Regions from separate parts of the Homo sapiens genome. Here region 1 is linked to region 2. A link is a loop called in an ENCODE intact Hi-C map of the cell type or tissue named here. Cell type or tissue: ascending aorta. All regions are shown on one strand. Links, peaks and the distances in the headings refer to the core of each region. The heading gives the core; the rest is flanking DNA. Region 1 overlaps DLEU1 (deleted in lymphocytic leukemia 1). Region 2 overlaps DLEU1 (deleted in lymphocytic leukemia 1).

What was found. Hi-C counts contacts between places; a loop is a spot of excess contacts. Peaks named below come from ENCODE experiments on the same cell type or tissue, not always from the same donor. Only the 100,000 strongest peaks of a DNase experiment are listed, where the experiment ranks them.
Region 1: a loop joins it to region 2, with 6 times the contacts of the local background. A loop is called at or near these places in 19 of 110 quality-filtered maps.

Annotation. Positions count from the first base shown.
Region 1 is chr13:50,165,159-50,176,437 of GRCh38, forward strand. All of the region lies in intron 2 of DLEU1 (deleted in lymphocytic leukemia 1), which reads left to right. It also overlaps the pseudogene ST13P4. Among named protein-coding and RNA genes, the nearest start is that of DLEU2, 45 kb to the left of the region's middle. In ascending aorta, for the core only: a CTCF peak has its summit at 5,498 (motif pointing right); no DNase peak of the experiment used is centred there.
Region 2 is chr13:50,526,110-50,537,388 of GRCh38, forward strand. DLEU1 (deleted in lymphocytic leukemia 1) reads left to right here. Exons shown (of 7, transcript NR_109974.1): 6 at 1,757-1,955; 7 at 2,071-2,534. DLEU1-AS1 (DLEU1 antisense RNA 1) reads right to left here and starts at 1,340. Exons shown (of 3, transcript NR_125753.1): 1 at 1,170-1,340. RefSeq lists enhancers at 2,723-3,922, 2,863-3,551, 3,552-4,240. In ascending aorta, for the core only: a CTCF peak has its summit at 5,975 (motif pointing left); a DNase peak (open chromatin) is centred at 3,412; H3K4me3 peaks cover 843 bases; H3K27ac peaks cover 2,331 bases.

The DNA.
Region 1 (11,279 bases), core at 1,473-9,472, 360 kb before region 2:
GGAGGCTGAGGTAGGAGATTTGCTTGAACTTGGGAGGCGGAGGTTGCAGTGAGCCAAGATTGCGCCACTGCACTCCAGCCTGGGTGACAGAGTGAGACCCTGTCTCAGAAAAAAAAAAAAAAAAAAGATAAAAAGAAAACAAAACAGATATGACAGGAAGGACATATTCCTGTTGAAAGCCATAGTGTAACAATCACTACAAAGAGAATAAAATACCTAGGAATCCAACTTACAAGGTATGTGAAGGACCTCGTCAAGGAGAACTACAAACCGCTGCTCAACGAAATAAAAGAGGACACAAACAAATGGAAGAACATTCCATGCTCATGGGTAGGAAGAATCAGTATCATGAAAATGGCCATACTGCCCAAAGTAATTTATAGATTCAATGCCATCCCCATCAAGCTACCAATGACTTTCTTCACAGAATTGGAAAAACTACTTTAAAGTTCATATGGAACCAAAAAAGAGCCCGCATAGCCAAGACAATCCTAAGCAAAAAGAACAAAGCTGGAGGCATCATGCTACCTGACTTCAAACTATACTGCAAGCCTACAGTAACCAAAACAGCATGGTACTGGTACCAAAACAGAGTATAGACCAATGGAACAGAACAGAGGCCTCAGAAATAATACCACACATCTACAACCATCTGATCTTTGATAAACCTGACAAAAACAAGAAATGGGGAAAGGATTCCCTATTTAATAAATGGTGCTGGGAAAACTGGCTAGCCATATGTAGAAAGCTGAAACTGGATCCCTTCCTTACACCTTATATGAAAATTAACTCAAGATGGATTAAAGACTTAAATGTAAGACCTAAAATCATAAAAACCCTAGAAGAAAACCTAGGCAATACCATTCAGGACATAGGCATGGGCAAAGACTTCATGACTAAAACACCAAAAGCAATGGCAACAAAAGCCAAAATAGACAAATGGGATCTAATTAAACTAAAGAGCTTCTGCACAGCAAAAGAAACTACCATCAGAGTGAACAGGCAACTTACAGATTGGGAGAAAATTTTTGCAATCTACCCATCTGACAAAGGGCTAATATCCAGAATCTACAAAGAATTTAAACAAATTTACAAGAAAAAAACAAACAACCCCATCAAAAAGTGGGCAAAGGTTATGAACAGACACTTCTCAAAAGAAGACATTTATGCAGCCAACAGACATATGAAAAAATGCTCATCATCACTGGTCATCAGAGAAATGCAAATCAAAACCACAATGAGATACCATCTCATGCCAATTACAATGGCGATCATTAAAAAGTCAGGAAACAACAGATGCTGGAGAGGTTGTGGAGAAATAGGAACGTTTTTACACTGTTGGTGGGGGTGTAAACTAGTTCAACCATTATGGATGACAGTGTGGCATTTCCTCAAGGATCTAGAACTAGAAATACCATTTGACCCAGCAATCCCATTACTGGGTATATACCCAAAGGATTATAAATCATGCTGCTATAAAGACACATGCACACGTTTGTTTAATGTGGCACTATTCACAATAGCAAAGACTTGGAACCAACCCAAATGTCCATCAATGATAGACTGGATTAAGAAAATGTGGCACATATACACCATGGAATACTATGCAGCCGTAAAAAGGATGAGTTCATGTCCTTTATAGGGACATGGATGAAGCTGGAAACCATCATTCTCAGCAAACTATCACAAAGACAGAAAACCAAACACTGCATGTTCTCACTCATAGGTGGGAACTGAACAATGAGAACACTTGGACACAGGGTGGGGAACAACACACATTGGGGCCTGTTAGGGGGTGGGGGGCTGGGGGAGAGATAGCATTAGGAGAAATACCTAATGTCAATGATGAGTTGATGGGTGTGGCAAACCACCATGGCACATGTATACCTATGTAACAAACCTGCACATTGTGCACATGTATCCTAGAACTTAAAGTATAATAATAAAAAAAGAAAAAAGAAAGAAAGAGATAGAGGAAACAAAAAGGATGCCATAAGTATAAGTTGAAAGAAAATATTTGTGGTATTTGCCAGCTTTAAAAAAGTTTGTAAGTTGTGTGATTTCTGTACTCATTCTCAATAAATGTTCATTATTTGTATCTAATTTTATGTATTTTTTCTTAAAGAGGGACACAAAATTTGCATATGCTTTAGGTTTCATAAAGCCTGGACTTGCCCTGTTTCATACCAATGTTGTGGACATATTCATAGCAGTCTGACAGTACCTGTGAGATGAGGAAGCAACATGCTGTAGTGGAAGAAGCAGCCTTGATTCTACCACTAGGAGCTGTGTAACTTCAGCTTGTTTCTTAGCCTCTGTGAATTTTGGTGTCCTCAGCTGTCAAGTTTGGATGTTGATCCATCACAGAATTGTTGAGACTTAAAGGAACCCTCAGTGTACTTCTTGGCATGTGATAAACACTCAATAAATATAATTTCCTTTTTTCACTTGAGCTCTCTCTGATGGTTTACAGATTTATCTTAGGTCAGGGACCCAGGTGAGGAAATGCGTTGTCCTTTCAAAATGAATTTTGATCTGAGGGTAGTAGGTAGAGAGTTGGGGTTTCCCCTGGGATTCTTGTCTTTAATAAACCCGAGACAAAATGAATCACAATGGTGTTTTCTCTAGATGTAAAACAAAGTATGCAGTGCCTTCATCAGCTGTGTAGAGTATTGGGCTGAAAGTATTCCAATTTAGTGTGTCTGCCACTACACACACACACACACACACACACACTCATTTGGTATGACCCAAGGATTACATTATTCTGAATCACTGCAGTTTTTTGACATGGCTTCATTCTTCAATCAAAAATATTGATGAACAAAGCCCTGGGCCAGGTGCTGGATTCCCTTGAAATGTAGGAGTCTGGGAACTAGGATTTGGCATTCACGGGTGTCCTAATGAGCCTGGAGCAGCACATTCTTTCCAATATGTGTGCTTTGGCTATATGTACCAGCGATAGCCTCTATGAGGTGGGGATGGGACGGGAACCCCAGGTTAGCTAAATACTGACTTGCTGTCAGGGTATGATTTAGTCATCATAGCAGACTGGGTTAATACCTATGATACTGGACTATGAACTCTTTTCTTTAAGGACAAGACACAAGACTACTTTTTTCAGTGCCCGCCATGGCTAGTACATAGTAGGTGTTTGTAGCATTTATTGAATTGATTTACAGTCTACATTCAGTAGGAGTAAAAAAAGCCTTTTAAAGTGCCCAAAGGATTTTCCTTTTTGAAACAAAATTGCAGCTTTTTGCTGGGCGCGGTGGCTCACAGCTGTAATCCCAGCAGTTTGGGAGGCCGAGGCGGATGGATCACCTGAAGTCAAGAGTTCGAGACCAGCCTGGCCAACATGGTGAAACCCCGTCTCTACTAAAAATACAAAAATTAGCCACACGTGGTGGCAGGCACCTGTAATCCCAGCTACTTGGGAGGCTGAGGCAGGAGAATTGCTTGAACCCAGGAGGCAGAAGTTGCAGTGAGCCGAGATTGCGCCACTGTACTCCAGCCTGGGTGACAGAGTGAGACATCATCTCAAAAAAAAAAAAAAAAAAAAGAGAAAGAAAAAAGAAAAAGAAAATTGCAGCTTTTGATGAATAGCCTGATAATTATGTCCCTTAGCCTGCTGTTGTGGAGGAATAGGAGTCATTTTGAAATGGGGAATCAGAAGCAGTCTGTTTCACACTTTGCTCACAAGTGATTCCTCTGAGTGAAAGAAGTCAAACCAAAGCAAGTCCAGGGAAGTCTGAGAAGTTAGCATACTTGCAAAGACAAAACAGCCACAAGTCAACTGTCAGCTGAGTGAGTGCCTGTCTGGACGTTATCCTGCAGGCAGTTAGGAAGAAACATTGTTTGAAGACGCCTGTCACCAGCACACATGACTGATTTCTCATCAGAAGAGGGATTGTGAGTGAAATAAGAAAAAGTCTGTGTAATATGTGTCATGATGAGTTATACATTTACCTATTAACTGTATACAAAACCTTTATGCATATAGATTATCCATATTTTATTTGGGGGCCATCTGGTTAATTTGCCTGCTTTCTAAACTATTGAGTCAAATAAGCTCACTCAGGTATTGTCAGAATGAACCCACCTAATCTGGTTAACATTTTGGTGTCTGGGCAAGGTCTACCCAGGATCAAATCTGTTGACACCCTTCTCTCCAACCCCAGCCCTGTCCCTACCTACACACACGCTTTGTTTAAAAATACTCATTGGTGCTTACTCTGTGTCAGGTGTCAGGTAGTGTGCTAGCACTGAGGATGCATAGTCCTTTCCCTCTTTTTTTTTTTCTTTGGGACAGTGTCTTACTCTGTCACCCAAGCTGGAGTGCAGTGGTGTGATCGTGGCTCACTGCAGCCTTATCCTTGACCTCCTGGGCTCAGCTGATCTTCCCACCTCAGTACCTCCTGAGTAACTGGGACTACAGCTGTGCACTACCACCGGGCTAATTTTTCAGTTTTATGTTTTTGTAGACTTGGGGTCTTACTATGTTGCCTAGGCTGATCTTGAACTCCTGGACTCAAGCAATCCTCCTCCCTCAGCCTCCCAAACTGCTGGGATTACAGTTGTGAGCCACTGTACCCGGCCTCATCATATCCCTCTTGAAGCTTGCAGTGTAGGACAGGTGAACCCAGCAGCCACATCTCTTATTTGGGTATTGCGGGAGACCTGGCATAGTCAGCATCCAGCAGTGTTTCCAGAGTGGCTGGCCTTGCTGCTTCTCCTCACTTGCTCCTCAAGGGCAAGATGATATGCAGGTTACCACTGAAGCAAATGTCCCATCCATTGTCTTCTGGTCCGCTTAAACCTTGATCTAGTAATTAATTATATGAAAGAACAGAAAAAGTTTCAGAGAATGATAATCTGTTTTAAAATTTTCTTATTCATTTTTAATAGTTGTGTTTTTGGGGTACATATGATTTTTGATATGTGTATACAATGTGTAATGATCAAATCAGGGTAATTGGGGTATCTGTCACCTCAAACATTTATTTTTTCTTTGTGTTGGGAACATTGCAATTCTTCTCTTCTAGTTATTTTGAAATATACAATAAATTATCATTAACTATAATTTCCCTACTGTAGTATCAAATACTAGAACTTATTCCTTATAATGATAATCTCTTTAATAGTCATATTTAAATGCCAATTTACAAATGGAGTAAAATATTTAACAGAATTGAATTGATAATTTTGAGGCCTTTGTTAATAACTACTCTTAATTGCAGCAATTTTGTTTTGGACAGAGATTATGGGAATAAATTTTAATTCTGGTTGGAAAATAGTACTGAAACAGCACTTGTCTTATTCTTTCAAATTTTTAGTACTTGGGTATTTGGAGTCATTGAGATTTACTCTTTGTATATGCAGGAACATTAGTTGTTTCAGACTGGACAATGGCTGGTTATAAGTAGTTGAATAAAATCCCTGCAGTTCATCCATTCTTCTCCTACCAGCAGGTGTCATTATGGAAATATGAAAATACTGTAAATTCCAGAGTTGTAGGAACTAGCTGTGAGAAAGAAAAGTAACACTTTGGATATTAAAAAACAACAAAAAATGAAAAAATCATTTGGCACTAAGCAAGGATGGCATGTTTAATTACTGATTTGGCAGTGTTCTACAGTATGATGTAATAGGATTTTAAAGCACATAATTTATTTTAATTAGATTAAGTAAATATTTATAAGAACCATTCTAGGCTCATAGGAGTCACAAAAGAAAAGTAAGATGTGATTCTTATCCTCGAGGAGCCGACATGATATCTGAGGATACATTAATGAAATAATTAGTTCATAGAATGAATCAATCTTTCTTTTTTACATGCTGGATTGAAGAACATAGACAGTAAAAGTTGCAAAAGCTGGAGGGACTGAGTAGTGTTTTTGATTGTGGGTTAATCAAAGAAAAAGTTTTAAAAATTCAAGTAGGGAGGAACTTCAAAATAATTTGGTAACTTGATAGCTCATTCCTTCCTTTCTTGCTAACTGCCTATCTCTCGCTATAATCTAAAGTAATAATTATAATAATTACATATTACATATGTATCCAAGGATGTAACAATTGGATTTAACAGTTTACTATAATCGGCCGGGCGCGGTGGCTCATGCCTATAATCCCAGCACTTTGGGAGGCCGAGGCGGGCAGATCACGAGGTGAAGAGATGGAGACCATCCTGGCCAACATGGTGAAACCCCATCTCTACTAAAAATACAAAAATTAGCTGGGGGTGGTGATGCGTGCCTGCAGTCCCAGCTACTCGGGAGGCTGAGGCAGGAGAATCGCTTGAACCCGGGAGGCGGAGGTTGCAGTGAGCCGAGATCGCGCCACTGCACTCCAGCCTGGGAGACAGAGTGAGACTCCATCTCAAAACAAAAGAAAATGAAAAAACAAAACAAAAAAATGGTTTTCTATAATCAAGCGACTAATATGATCAAATCTTTCTAAAAACTAAGGTAAACATTATAAGTGAGCATTTGTATTAGGAGACTTTTCCAGGAACCTGGATCAGGTTCTAAGTGTGCTCGGTCAGGGTCAGTGCTTCATTCACCCTGTTTTCCCCTCTAGACTGTGAGGTTTTCTAAGGCATGGGATATGTGGCATTCCTCTTTGCATTCCTGGCACTCTTAATTCTGCCTCTGGATCTGTAGTGAGCTCTTAGTACATGTTTGTTGAATGACAGTATCACCAAAGGATAGGGTATTTACAGTCCTTTGTACATTATATTGTTAGAATGAATGCATATTGATACTAGACTAGGCAACCTCAGGTTGAATATTTCAGAAAACTGGATTGAGAAACCTGGCTTGAAAAGTTGATAGCATAGGCAGCCGCCCCCTTCTGCGCTGTCACGCCGAGCCAGCGCCTGGGCCTGGAACCGGGCCGCAGCCCCCCGGCTTCGCCCACCATCTCCCTACCATGGACCCCCGCAAAGTGAACGAGCTTCGGGCCTTTGTGAAAATGTGTAAGAAGGATCCAAGCATTCTGCACACCCAGGAAATGCGCTTCCTGAGGGAGTGGGTGGAGAGCATGGGAGGTACTGCTACTCAGAAAGCTAAATCAGAAGAAAATACCAAGGAAGAAAAACCTGATAGTAAGGTGGAGGAAGACTTAAAGGCAGACGAACCATCAAGTGAGGAAAGTGATCTAGAAATTGATAAAGAAGGTGTGATTGAACCAGACACTGATGCTCCTCAAGAAATGGGAGATGAAAATGCGGAGATAACAGAGGAGGTGATGGATCAGGCAAATGATAAAAAAGTGGCTGCTATTGAAGCCCTAAATGATGGTGAACTCCAGAAAGCCATTGACTTATTCACAGATGCCATCAAGCTGAATCCTCGCTTGGCCATTTTGTATGCCAAGAGGGCCAGTGTCTTCGTCAAATTACAGAAGCCAAATGCAGCCATCCGAGACTGTGACAGAGCCATTGAAATAAATCCTGATTCAGCTCAGCCTTACAAGAGGCGGGGGAAAGCACACAGACTTCTAGGCCACTGGGAAGAAGCAGCCCATGATCTTGCCCTTGCCTGTAAATTCGATTATGATGAAGATGCTAGTGCAATGCTGAAAGAAGTTCAACCTAGGGCACAGAAAATTGCAGAACATCAGAGAAAGTATGAGCGAAAACGTGAAGAGTGAGAGATCAAAGAAAGAATAGAACGAGTTAAGAAGGCTCGAAAAGAGCATGAGAGAGCCCAGAGGGAGGAAGAAGCCAGATGACAGTCAGGAGCTCAGTATGGCTCTTTTCCAGGTGGCTTTCCTGGGGGAATGCCTGGTAATTTTCCTGGAGGAATGGCTGGAATGGGAGGGGGCATACCTGGAATGGCCGGAATGCCTGGACTCAATGAAATTCTTAGTGATCCAGAGGTTCTTGCAGCCATGCAGGATCCAGAAGTTATGGTGGCCTTCCAGGATGTGGCTCAGAACCCAGCAAATATGTCAAAGTACCAGAGCAACCCAAAGGTTATGAATCTCATCAGTAAATTGTCAGCCAAATTTGGAGGTCAAGCATAACGCCCTTCTGATAAATAAAGCCCTTGCTGAAGGAAAAGCAACCTAGATCACATTATGGATGTCGCAATAATACAAACCAATGTACCTCTGACCTTCTCATCAAGAGAGCTGGGGTGCTTTGAAGATAATCCCTACCCCTCTCCCCCAAATGCAGCTGAAGCATTTTACAGTGGTTTGCCATTAGGGTATTCATTCAGATAATGTTTTCCTACTAGGAATTACAAACTTTAAACACTTTTTAAATCTTCAAAATATTTAAAACAAATTTAAAGGGTCTGTTAATTCTTATATTTTTCTTTACTAATCATTTTGGATTTTTTTCTTTGAATTATTGGGCAGGGAAGATACTTATGTGTGGAAGATTATTGCTCTAATTTGAGTGAAATAAAAGTTATTAGTGCGAGGCAAACATAACTCATTTGAGGATAAAAAAAAAGAAAAGTTGATAGCATAGATTCTGAAGTTTTCTCTTTTGATTCCACTTCTCCATCCGAGGACATATATTTCAAAAAGTATTTCAGTAAGCGATGTGATTCCAGGACATTGTCCATGAGATATAGAGGACATTGTACTTCATCTAAATAAAACTGGGCCTAATTTTAGGCAGAAGGATGTACGTAGTGTTATTTTATTACCTTTTCAACAACTTTCTTAGTAATCAGTCATTTTCAATGAAGACAGTTTGTTCACCACCATATTTGAAGACTATTATTAATTTACCAGCTGCTATATGGTAAGGGGTCTGTCCTCAGCCTACCTTTGGTAGTTTGAACTAGTTATACTTTGTTCATCATTTTCTGACATCTCCAGCTGCTTACTAGACTTCTCTGTTTTGATTTTCCATTGTCACCTCCTATGTAACATGTCAAATAGGGAAATCATCGCTTTTACCTATAAACCACATCTTCCTTTAAGGCCATACCTTTTCTTTTAATGTTACCATTTATTTTCCAGTTCCCCAGGTGAAAAACTTTGATGTTTCCTTGTTCTCAACCCCTTCCCCGATCCAATCAATCAAAATAGTATCTATACTTCCTTTGTGATGCCTATGATAACCATTCTTTTCTTCCTTTCTGTTTCTATTACCAAGACCCTGGATTAGACCACGCATGAATGACATAGCTTCTTGAATCATCCTATTAGCGTTTTCTCCTCTTTTACCCCCTATTAGTGAGTAGGAACATTTTAGTTAGAATTACTCAAATATCAGTACCAAGTCCACACCCTTAATCAGAGTTGCTAGGGCCCTTCATGACTTGCTGATGATCACTCTAACTCAACTCTTGTACCCTTAAAACTGTTTGCTCTGGTCATATAGAAAAATGCAATTTTCCAATCTAGCCATGTTCTCTTTGACTTCCAGATTATTTGTATTGTGGTAGAATACACATAACATAAAATTGACCATTTTAACCATTTTGAAGTGCACAGTTCAGTGGCACTAAGTATATTCCCATTGTTCTGCAACCATCACCATCATCCATCTCGAGAAATGTTTCATCTTCCTAAACAGAAACTCTGTACCCATTAAACACTAATTACCTATTTCCCCTCCTCCCAGCTTCTGGCAGCCACTATTCTACTTTCTATCTCTATGAATTTAACTACTCAAAGTACCTCATATAAGTGGAAGTATACAATATAGGTCCTTTTGTGGCTGGCTTGTTTCACTTTGCATAATGTCCTCAAAGTTCATCTATGTTGTAGCATGTGTCAGAATTTCCTTCCTTTTTAAGGCTGAATAATATTCCATTATATGTCTATGCCACATTTTGTTTATTCATTCATCCACTGAGAGACATTTGGGTTGCAGTTTCTTCTCTTTAAGTGTATTCTGCTAATTAAAAACAGGTTACTCTTCCTGCCACTTCTTTCAGTCATGTTACTTTGCTGCTCAGAAGCCTTCAATGAGTTCCTTTTTACAGATAGGGTAAGTCGCAGCATGCACAGCATAACACTCAAGGCTCTTGCCTCTCTGGGCCCTGACCTATGTATAAAACCTTTCTGTTAATTATTAGTCTTCAACATTTATTCATGAAACATAGTTTTTGAGTGTCTGGTATGTGTTGGGCCTTGGGGTAAGTGCAGAGTAAACCAAATAGATATTGTCCCTTACCCTATGGAACTGACTTTGGAGTTAAGTGATTCCTTCGCTCAAGCCAGAAGGCTCTCCTTTTTACCTTGGAAGCTGGCTACTTCACCCAACATGAATATACCAAAGACCATTTGGTAAATGACCAGCTCACCAAAGCTAATTCTGCAAAAATCACTTGACCAAATAATGATTTTGCTGAAAAATTGAGGTTTATATTTTTTACTTTGTCCCTGTCATCACTGCTGTTCTCTTCCTGGGCATGCATTGGCCAACTGCTGTTTAATATGAACTTTGCCTGTTTTTCACATTCCAGACTCTGAGAATTTTTAGAATGGTCAACATTTTCTACGGGATGGTCAAGTGTTTTCCATTTGTTTGTTTATTTTTTAAAGCACTGTTTTTTGTCTTAATTACTTTTGCCTCTGTCCCTATTGCTCCTGCTTCTGCACCTTCCTGTGCCCTGGTGCAATGGCTATGAGAAATTGCTCTAAACCCTGTGTAAAGGATTTGCCAGATGATTGCTCAGTGAATTGTTCATTCGTTGAGTTAGTCAGTAAGAAGATGATCATTTGGCAAATTAGTTTCCAAACATTTTAAAATTTCTTCTCTCCCTTGTAGGAAATCAAAGGGAAGCATTTTCTACTATTTTTTTCAGGTCTATCCTCTCTGTTTGAACCATAATATCTTTTTTTGAGATGGAGTCTTGCTTTGTTGCCCAGCTGGAGTGCAGTCACACGATCTGGGCTCATTACAGCTTCTGCCTCCCAGGTTTAAGCGATTGCAGCGCCTCAGCCTCCCAAGAAGCTGGGATTACAGGCATGTGCCACCACACCCAACTAGTTTTTGTATTTTTAGTAGAAATGGGGTTTTATCATGTTGGCCAGGCTGGTCTGGAACTCCTGACCTCAAGTGATCCACCTGCCTTGGCCTCCCAAAATGCTGGGATTACAGGCATGAGCCACTGTGCCCAGCCAAACCATAATCTCTTTTAATAGCTCTGTTGATTTGTTTTTGGGAGTAGCCTTCTTGTGAGTAGGCTTCTTGGGAGTAGCCTTCTTACATCTTGTGCTCAGAATCAGTAGTTGCTTGGTTAATCTAAAGAAGCTGGTTAAGGTGTAGAATCATAAAAACAATATAGACACATCTTTTAAAATAA
Region 2 (11,279 bases), core at 1,668-9,667:
GGATTAGATGTTTGACCTACTTACTCATTCCAACTTATAGCTCACAAGGATGGAGCTTAGCTGGAGGCTGAATGCTGGAACCCCATCAGAGCATTTCAGAATAGCCTAGGCCATTTCCACAGGTCTGAATCTGTGACCTAGGGGCAGGCTCTTAGAACAACATATTCTCATATAATGTGACTGGCTGGCTGTAAGGTGTCCCTAAGAAAAGCTAACATCCTCTGCTCTAATCAGGCAGAAAGGAGTGAGAGGAGGAAGAGAGAGGAACCTGGAGAAAAAAAATGCAATAAAGGCCTGTAAAAGGAAAACTCACAAAGCCCTTCTCTGAAGAGCTTTTAAGATGGAGTTTACCAGCAAGGTACTAGCAGACACATACGAGCAGGTTAACATCCCTAAAATAAAGCAGGAGCCAGCAATAACAGGGTCGGGCAACAGAAAGCTACAGCTGGTAAGGAAGTCAGCAGCACCACACCATTAGATACAGCAATTACTTTAGATACAGGGTGGGGTCCCAGCTCTGCAGCACACACTCTCAGGCTGGAGAAACAGGCTGTGCTTCTGGGAAAGCATTCTCCATCCTGGGGTACAGATCCCTGGAGTCTTAAGAAGGCGTTGCAGAAAAATTAAGCATTATCTCGTCTGAGTCCCCTAGGCTGGGTTAGAAGTTGCTTGCCTGATTATTGCGTGCAGCTGGAATGGTCTTGGTACAGGGAGGGATCTGGGCTGAGGAGGATGGGCTGAGAGGGGAGAGGGGAGAGGGAAGAGGGGAGAAGGGGACCCGCACACATGCGCACTGTAGCAGAAGCTGCAACTTTGCCGGTTGCAGGGCTGTTGTGAGATAGGGTGCTTGCTACTGTGACTGGGGCCCCGCCTTGCAGATCTGCTTGTCATCACTTACCCTCTCTTGGTGGTTTGGGCATGCACTTCTTTGGGGGAACAAACAAAATTTTAAAAGTTCCTGAGTTTGACAGCAGCAGCCAATCACTTTCCTCCCTATTACCCTCCTCTCTTTTTTCTAAAGTAGTCAAATGCCAGCTTCTATTTCACTAGTTTCTATTTCTGTGAAAAACATTTCAGAACTGCTTTCCTCATCCTTCCCACTAAAAATCAAGCATCCCCCCCCCTCCCCGCCCTCCTGTTCTGTGCAGGAAGGGTTGGCCCACACTCACCTGATGTGTTCCCTCCTCAGTCGTGGCCAGCACCAGGTGGTTGCTGCCATCAGATGATGTTCTGCCCTGGCAAGCACATGTTTTTAAATGACTCTGCAGTACCCAGGCTTATAAAAACAAATGCACCCAGACGAAGTTCCAGCGCCCCGCGGGGATACACTGAAATTCTCTGGCCTTGCTGAGCTGGGCTTTGGCTTCGAGTCTCCTCTCAGGCAGACCTGGATACGTCTTCATTCATGTGCCTATTTTAGTCATTGCAAAATGCTTTATAATAATTCCAGACGTGAAATGTGCACAGGAGGACTCTAGTTTGGAGCACAGGCTTTGGGGTCAGAACCTCGGCTTGAATTTTGATGCAATGTATCTGTATAGGTAAGACTTTTTCACCTCTGTGCCACAGTTTTCCCATCTACAGCAGCAACACCTGTCTGTGTAGGGTTCTTGTCAGAATTGAATGAGATAAATGTGATGTATTTAGCACAGTTCCTGGTACATAGACAAACATTAGTTCAATAAAGTTTTTCTAGTATTATCATTTCCTTGTTTTTTCCAAAAAGTAGTTAATCTGAGCACACATCTGTTTATAGGAGGAGGTCTGATGGCCGGGAGGACAGGAAGAAGGAACCCACAATGAAGCAAAAGTTGCGTTTAACTCTGTCCTCACCATTCCTCTCCTGGACCTGTCCTAAACTGGAAGCTGGGGGAGGATGGAGTGCTGGAATGCTGCAGAAGTCTCATGGGAGGGCGCCTGGTGTTCACCACATGTGTACACTGTTGCACGACCAGGTTGGCACTTTGCATGTGGGAAACGATCAGAGAATGGTGGGGGATGCTTAAGAGGCATCACTGGAATCCTACGGTACCACAGACCAGAGCCTTCCCTTCCCTTCCTCTCCCACAGATGGAAATTTGAATGCTGGGGCTCAGTGGAACACCTGAAGGAAGCTGGTGAGGCAGATGTCCCGCTATGCCTTCCAAGTGTCATGCAACCAGTTCATGCCTGTCAGCATCTCTGCCGGTGGACTCTGTGAGTCAGCAAATCTACAGAGCAGAGAGCCACAAGTGGGGACAGATGTGGTCAAATGCCATTTAAATCAGTGATTCTCAACCCAGGAGTTGTCATGGCACTGGCCTTGAGTGAGCTGGACCAAGGGAAGTGGTAGAATTCCCCATGAAGGACCAAGTGAGCAGATAGAAGTTTCTCCATTTTAACTTTTTCTGAGTCAATTTAAAAAACACCTAGTGCCTTTTTCTGTACATAGTGCCTGTGGGTTTGAATTTAAGCCTACCCAAATGTGCTTTTATCCCACCTATTTTGAACCTTGCATGTCTCCGGGATAAGAATTAACATAAGCTATAAATATTCTTCCAGGACTAATTATTAACCGTGAATGTTGAGCGGCCTTGACAAATATAAAATGTTATATATAGGCCCAAGAGTAGATCAGAGAGTTATCTATCTACTTCAAGTTGAGACTCAGAGTTTTCATTAAACTCTGCAGTCTCACAGTATTTCCAATCATTTCAGGGCAGACGAAAGTTCCGTGGTATATCTTTTTAATGTGGCAGGCCTCGAGGGTGGATTGAGTTAGGCAATTTATCCCCTTTTATGCCCTATATTCACATGCAACACTCCAATGGGGTAACATAAAACCACAGACAGGTTTCTTTACACCGGTATTTAAGGGAACTAGGAAAGCAGCCCAAATCATGTGGAGAAAGCTGGGGAAAGAAGTATCAGAGGAGAAAGAGGACCTTAGCAGAAATGACAAAAGTGAAAAACCTTCCTAACTCCTTCAGACATGATGCTTAAAATTGTGTTTCTTTGGCAACTTATAATTTTCTGAAGCTGGTTCTCAGCCTCAGATCCTCCCCCAAGGTTTTTATGTTGTATTTTGACTCAGTAGGAGGGATCCAGTCCCAGACCTTCCGGCTCTCACCAGTACACCACAGGCTAACGCCATCCAGCAATCAGATGACAGGAGGAGGAGAGGTTCAAAGAGGACTACTGTATTTCTCAGAAGGGGCTGGCTCATCTACCCTCCACTGTATTACTCACACTGTAGATGCAGAAAACATGTCAAAGTATACTGGGGCTCTGCAATGCATGCACCCACACACATGTACACATACGCACAGACTTCCAAACTAAAAAGGAGAACAGAGCTCAAAAGGGGACAGTGTGCAACTGGTGCTCCATGTTGTAAGGACCTCCCCTCCTGCGGGCGCGGCTACCCCAGCAGGCTTGTCCGGGCATGTCCGCCCAGTTGACGCCAGGCCAAGTTTTACGGGAGGAATTGGCCTGTGTCTAAAGCTGGAGTTCAGCTTTGCTGACTATGGAGACTGATCTGTTGGTTGTCAGCAAAGAAAAGGTGGTTTCAAAAGAGCAGCAGAGGACTCTGTGCTAGTTGCTACTGGCCAGCTTTGACTCCGATTGGAAGCTTGAAAAACATAGATTGGAAGCTATGCAGAATATCCAGTGACAGAAATAAATCAGAGATTGCCAGGGGCTGAGGGTGAGAGGAAGGAGATTGACTTCAAAGGGGCACAGATAATTTCTCAGGGTGTCGGAAATATTCTGTCTTGATTGAGGTGGTGATTACTCGACTGTATATGCTTGTAAAAATTTGTAGAACTGTGTGCCTGAAAAGGGTGAATTCTACTGTATGTAAATTATAACTCGATAAACCTGATTTTTAAAAACACTGTAGTTTGGGAGGCCATATAAAACCAAATAACATTTTGAGTCATTAATGCCTCTTTAAGAATATTTTGGATTGATTTTTTTTATTAGATTAAAAAAATTCTTCATGGTAAATATTAATTAACCCTTTAAGAGCCAAGTGGAGGAGTGGAATCTGTATGTTTTAGAGTTGTTTGTTCTTTTTAGTTGGTCACTTTACACACTTAATTTTCAATTTTATTTAGAAAAAGAAGTTATGCTTATGAAGCATAAAAGCTGTAATTCCAAAAGTTGAATTGGTTTTGAGACCCCAAAGTCATGACTATGTAGAGAATTTCTAAATTCTTAAGGATAACCTATTTAGGAAAACCTAAGAAATCAACTATTACAACTAATGCTTCATTATGATACCTGGTTACAAAATATAAAAAATATCCATAATCAGATAATAATCGTAAAGAGGGAAAAGAGCTCTTTTACAACAGGGGAAAAACAAAGCAAAACAAGCAAGAATAAGAACAATAAAACCTGGAAACAAACTTGTTTGTTTATATAGGGCTTCTATCAATTTAGTTGTAAAACTTTAGTTAATATGAAATCAGGCTTGAATAAATTGAGACATATTTTATATTATTGGATGATGTCACTGTTCCTCAAATTGATGGTTAGGTCCAATATGATTCTAATCAAAATCCCAATTGGAATATTTTTGAATGAAAATGTGACTGTAAGGTTTATCTAGAATAATTTGTGGATAAAAATAACCAAGAAAGATTTATAAACAAATAAGGTAAACTGTACTTCAGGTGTTAAAAACCTGTTATAAAGCTTTAATAACATGATATTGGTATACAACTAGACAGAGAGAAGAGAATAGAGTCCCCAAACACACTCAAATACATATAAGAATTTAGTATTTGATGAAGACACTTCAAATTAGGGAAGGAAATGAAAGATTATGCCAGTGAATAGTGCTGGGGAAATTAATTCAGTTTTTAAGGGAAGGAGGAGACCCAAATCATATCCCTAAATAAATTCTGGATGAATTAAATAAATTTTAAAATATGAAAACACAAATGAGTAAAAGAAATTATGATAAGTATCTATCAACTCTCAATGTATGGAAGCACTTTTTAAACAAAAAGGTAGAGGAAGAATCTATAAAAGAGAAAACAGAATGTTTTTACATAAAAATTATAAACATATACATCAAAACTCATGATAAAGAAACATAAGGCAAAGAATAACTTGAAAAAAGGGCAAAATAGAAGACAAAGGTTAACATGGTTAATATGTGAAGAGCTTCCGAAGTCAATGATTAGAAGATAAATATCCTAAGCAGAAAAATTTTCAATATTCACAAAAAAGGAATTTGTACGAGCAGAAAAAAATTAGACAATAAATCATGAAAAAATTTCAGGCTCACTATTTATTTAAAAATAATTTTAAAAGACACAAATTTCTGTCCATTAAATTAGCAAATATTTTAAATTTCAAAAAACTTTGATAATTACATAGTTGGGTAAAAGTTCAAGATAAAGGAAAATCTCATCCACTGCTGGTGGAAGTATAACAATCTTTTAAATTTTCTGGTTAGAAATGTTGGCAATATGTATGTATTCAAAGACTTAAAGCTGTAAACAATATTTGACCTAATAATTCCTTCTTAAGGAATCTATCCTTACTTCGGATATATTTTTAGGAAATACAAGGATTTAGGTATAAGGATGTTTATTGCAGGGTTACTTGTGACTGAAAAATTCTAAAAATAGGTTTAATTACTGACAGCTCATCTGTAGGCATGGCAAACCACATTCTCAGGAATATTTAAGGCTTTAGAAAAAATATAAAAGGTAACATGAAGTGAAAAATGTAACGGCAAAGTTGCATGTACAGGAGAGCTGTGGGTGGGCTTGGCTATATATGTACGTACATGCATATATGTACACATACAGAAAAAAGACTGGAAGGATTTGTGTCGATGAAATGTTAATAGTGGTTCTTAGGATGGTGGAATGATTAGTGGGTTTTTATTACCTTTATGTGGCACTTTTTCAAATTTTCTGTAAAAAGGCTGTATTAACTTTATGATCAGAAGTATAAACATTAGTTTTGTAATTTTCTTTGCTATCAAGGGCTCCCTCTGCTGCTCACCTAAAAAATTATGAAGAGTTGGCTTCCTACTTCTCATTCCTGATTTTCCTCATCTCCTAATAGCCTCTGTTCTTATCTTGTGACCACTTTCCACTTATTTACCTTAGAAGCAGACTCGTCTAATTTGAGTATTTGGAATGATATGTCAAGTTCTAGACTTTGTTTTTAATTGAGATATAACTGACATACACTAGTCGTCCGTTTAAAGGGTACAATTCAGTGGCTTTTAAGTATATTCACAGAGTTGTGCAAATGTCACCATGATCTAATACCAGAATATTTCTGTCACCCCCAAAAGAAAACCTATGCTCATTATCAGTAACCCTTGATTACTTCTTTCCGCCATCCCTGGTAACCACTAAACTACTCTTAGTATTTATGGTGTTGGGTCTAAGAAAATGATACCCCACACAATGGTGCTTTGGCATACTGAACACTTTGAATTAAATGAAGATGGAGTACCTTAGAAGCTGTCTCAGAACCCAAAACATTTTAACCCTCTTTTGTTTCTTCTCCCCTGACTCCAAGAGCAAGGAGGGACTCTGTCTGGAATTTCCTTATCTAACTAAGGAAACTTCTCAAAAGACATGCAATTGTCTGAAGACTCACTCTCCAGGAATCTCATGAAATAATCCAGAAAGATTACCCACCTGAGAGAAGAAAAGACTATAAAAGTCATCACTACATGCAGTTAGACTTTTCATCTATTCTTTTGAGGGCAGGTTGGAGAGATTACCTAGGAGACTTTTTCTACATACTAAGACAACCTTTGTTCACAAGGCAGTTCCACCCCTCTCCTTCCCTTAACTTGCCAGTCCCATTCAGTTTCCTAAGATAATTATTTACAAAATAATATTTGCCTCCTGGGTGCATTCATTTCCTCTGAAAATCACTTACTACCCTTCTAAAATTTGTTACAGCTCCCAAGTTTTCTCTCCCCTATGAGGAGGACATTTAAACCTTAACCATATGGCCCTTTTTTGAGTCTCATGTTTTGTATGGCTCCCATGATTATGCATATTAATTAATGTGTAAACTTTTTCTCATGTTAATCTGTCTATTGTCACTTTATTTCAGTGAACCTTCAGAAAGGGCAGAAAGGAAGTTTACTTCTGCCTCTACAATGGATTTGCCTACTTTAGACATGTTTTCAAGATTTATCCACGTCATGGCATATACCAGAACTTCATTTCTTTTATGATTGAATAATATTACATGGTTTTAATATACTATATTTTGTTTATCTGTTCATCAATTAATAAATCTTTGGGTTGTTTTCACTTTTAGGCTATAATAATTAACGCTGTTAGGAATATTTACTTGTAAGTTTTTGTTATATGTTTTTAATTCTCCTGGGTAGATACTTAGGGATAAAATTGCTGAATTAGATTGTAACTTTATGTTTAGAAACTGCCCAACTGTTTTCCAAAGTAACTATCATTTTAATATTTCACCAGCATTGTATGACAGTTCTGGTCTTTCCTTATTTAAACTAATACTTAATTGTTGCCTTTTATTGTAGCTATCCTAGTAGATATGAAGTGTTATCTCATTATGGTTTTGATTTGCATTCTCTAATGACTAATAATATCAAGCATCTTTTCATGTGTATACAAGATATTTGTATATCTTCTTTAGAGAAATGTCTACTCAAATCCTGTGCCTATGTTTTAATTGGATAATTTATGTTTTTATTGTTGAGTTGTAATAGTTTTTAAATATATTCTGGATCCTAGACCTTTAACAGTACATGATTTGTAAATATTTTCTCCCATTCTGTGGGTTGGCTTTTCACTTCTTTATATTATCTTTTGAAGTACAAGTTTTTTATTTTGATAAAGTCCAGTTTATCTATTTTTTTCTTTTTTTGCTTGTCTTTTGGTGTCGTATCTAACAAACCATTGCCTAAATCTGAGGTCACAAATTTTACAGCTGTGATTTCTTCTAAGAGTTTTATGCTTTTAGCTTTCACATTTAGGTCTTTGATACATTCTGTGTTAGTTTTTGTATAGGGTAAGAGATAGGAATCCAATTTCATTCTTTTATATGTGTATATGTGTATCTCCCATTTTTGCAGCACCATTTGTTTAAAAGACTATTGTTTCCTCCTTTGAACTGTTCGGACATTCTTGTCAAAAATCAGTTGACCATAAATGTATGAGTTTATTTTCAGACTCTCAATCCTATTCCATTGATAAATATGACTATCCTATGCCACTACTGTACAATCTTTATTGCTGTAGCTTTGTGCTGTAGATATCAAAATCAGTAAGTGTTAGTTCTTTAACTTTGGGTTTTTTTTTTCAGATTATTTTTGTTATTCTGGACCCCTTGCATTTCCACATGAGGTTCAGTATTAGCTTATACATTTATACAAAAAAGGCAGCTGGAATTTTGATGGAGACAGTGCAAAAACTCTAGACGAATTCAAGGAGTTTGTTATCTTAACAATATTAAGTGTTCCAATCCGTGAACCCAAGATGTATTTCCAGTTATTTAAGTCTTCTTTAGTTTCTTTCAATAACATTTTATAGTTTTTAGTATGCTAGTCTTGGAATTATTTTGTTAAATTTATTCCTAATTATTTTATTCTTAAAGCTGTTATAAATGAAATTATTTTAATTTTATTTACTGGTTGTTCATTGCTGGTGTATGAAAATACAATTGAGTATTCTGTATTTCTCCTGTATCCTTTAACCTTGCTAAACTGGCTTATTAGACTTTCGTGAATTCCTTAAAATTTTCTATATAATGTCATTGGCAAAGAGATAGATTTACTTCTTCCTTTTCAATTTGGCTGCCTTTATTTATTTTTCTTCACTAATTGCTCTGGCTAGAGACTCCAATACAGTGTTGAATAGGAGAGGCTAGAAAGAACATTCATTTCCTGGTCTTAGTGGGAAAGATTCCAGGATTTCGGCATTAAGCATGATATTAGCTGTGCATTTTACTCTGATGTTGTTTACCAAGTAGAGGAAGTTCCCTTTCATCCCATTTATTGAGTGTTTCATCATGAAATCATTTTTATTATAGATTCAGACAAATTATTTTTCTGCATCTTTTGAGATGATTCTGTAATTTTAGTCTTTCTTTATTAACATGGTATATGACATAGAAAAATTTTGGTATATCAAACCAACCTTGCATTCCATTGATAAATTCCATTTGATCATTTGGTACAATTCTTTTTAAAATGTTGCACACTGAATTAAGTGTTCTAGTATTTTTTGAGGTTTTTTTTGGCATTTATATTTATAAGGGATATTGTTCTGGAAGTATCCTTACTTGGGATATTTTTGTCTGGGTCTGATATCAGAGCAACACTGATCTTATAGAATAAGATGGGAAATAGTCCCACCTCTTCTATTTTTGAAAGAGTTTGCAAAAGATTGCACTTACTTGTTTTTGAAACATTTGGTAGAATTTGCCAGTGAGTACATCTGGTCATAGGCTTTTCTTTGTGGGAAGTTTTTTGATTATGAATTCAATTTCTGTATTTGTTATAGGTTTATTTAGAGTCTGGCAGTTTGTTTATAATGTGCCTCAAAGAGAATTTTTTGGGGGTTGAATCTAATTAGGGACCTTTGAGTTTCCTGAATCTGGGTGTTTATATCTCTCCTAAGACTTGGGAAGTTTTCAGCTATTATTTAATTAAATAGGTTTTCTGTGCCTATCTTCATCTCTTCTCCCTCTGGCATTGTTACAATATGAATATTTGTTGGCTTAATGATGTCCTGTAGGTCCCATAGGATTTCTTCATTCTTTTTATTCTTATTTGTCTTACCTCTGAGTTATTTCAAAAGAACTATCTTAAAGTTCAGAAATTCTTTATTCTGTTTGATTTAGTCTGTTGTTGAAACTCTCAATTGTATTTTTATTTCATTCAAGGCACTCATCAGTGTCAAGATTTTCGTTTGGTTCTTCTCATGATATCAATCTCTGTTGTTTTCCTAATTTCATTGAATTGTATTGAATATTGGCTGTATTCTCTTGTATCTCACTGAGTTTCTTAAGATCATTATTTTAAATTCCCTTTCTGGAATTTTGTTCTTTTCTTTGGATTCTGTTACTGGAGAATTATTTTGCTCCTTTAGACGTGTCGTGTTTCCTTACTTTTTCTGTGTGTGTGTGTGTGTGTGTGTGTGTGTGTGTGTGTGTGTTCCTTTGTTGATATCTGTGCATACCAGTGGAACAGTCATCTTTTCAAATTTGGTGGAGTAGTTTTCAGAGGGAGAGACTGTTTCCTGCACATGAGTCATAGGATGTTGTTTAAGTGTGGTGTGTTGGCTTTGGTTTTAGATGGACTCAGTAGCATGGTCTCTGCATTTTATTCAGCTGCAATCCTCATTTATAGTGTCTGCAATTGTTTCAGTGGCCTAGGCTGTTGGTTTGTGATGGCAGTGATATGGTTTTGCTGGGCGAGGTGGGGTGGGGGTAGGGGTTGCTGGGCTGGCTGGCAGGCCAAGTGTGTAGGTATATCAGACTGTCCAGCTGTGTGTCATCTTCCATATTGTGCAAGTCCACCTATTCCCTTGTGGGTGGGGTGCTCTATGTGTTTGAACACCAAAATCTTAGCCATTCCACACAGCAATAGGCTCCAAGCAGCTAGGATAGTGGTGATGCAGCCACTCAAGCGAGCATACTGGAATGATGGCATGACTTCAGGGATACAGAAAAATAGTGGCTACTGGATCCCAGGGCAGGACTCACTCTAGTAGTGGGTCCAGTTTCGAGATGGCACTGTGTCATACAGCTTTGGTGTGGGGAGTGGGGTGTGTGTGTGTGCACAAAATGGGCTCCTGTTTTGAGGCAATGCAGTTACATGAACTCTAGGCAACTCTCCTAACTGGTTTAGGACATGTGAGGACTATCTACCTCTCCTGTAGCAAAGAACACAGGCATCTGCAGCAGTAACGAGGACTGCTGGGCAGTTGTAGCTTACCCTCTCCCCATAAGAAGTTCATCCTGGCTTTGAGCTGATCTCAACAGGGAAAACAGTATGGCTGAAATAGGGTTCTTCACTCTCTTGTCTATGGTGCTATCCTGGGTTTCTGTGTTCCACAAGGATTTTGCAATTTTCCTGGTGCTCTCCAGTGTACTTCCTCATTCATGCTAGTGAAAATACAGTTGTTTATTCATTGTTTTGGTCCCTTTTTGCTGGGGAAGATGAATACCAGGCAAGTCTAGACAGCTATCTTGCTGACATGCCAGTCCACAAGTTTTTTCAGTTGTCTTAATTTGTAACAATCTTGTTCAGATTAAAATAAACTTAA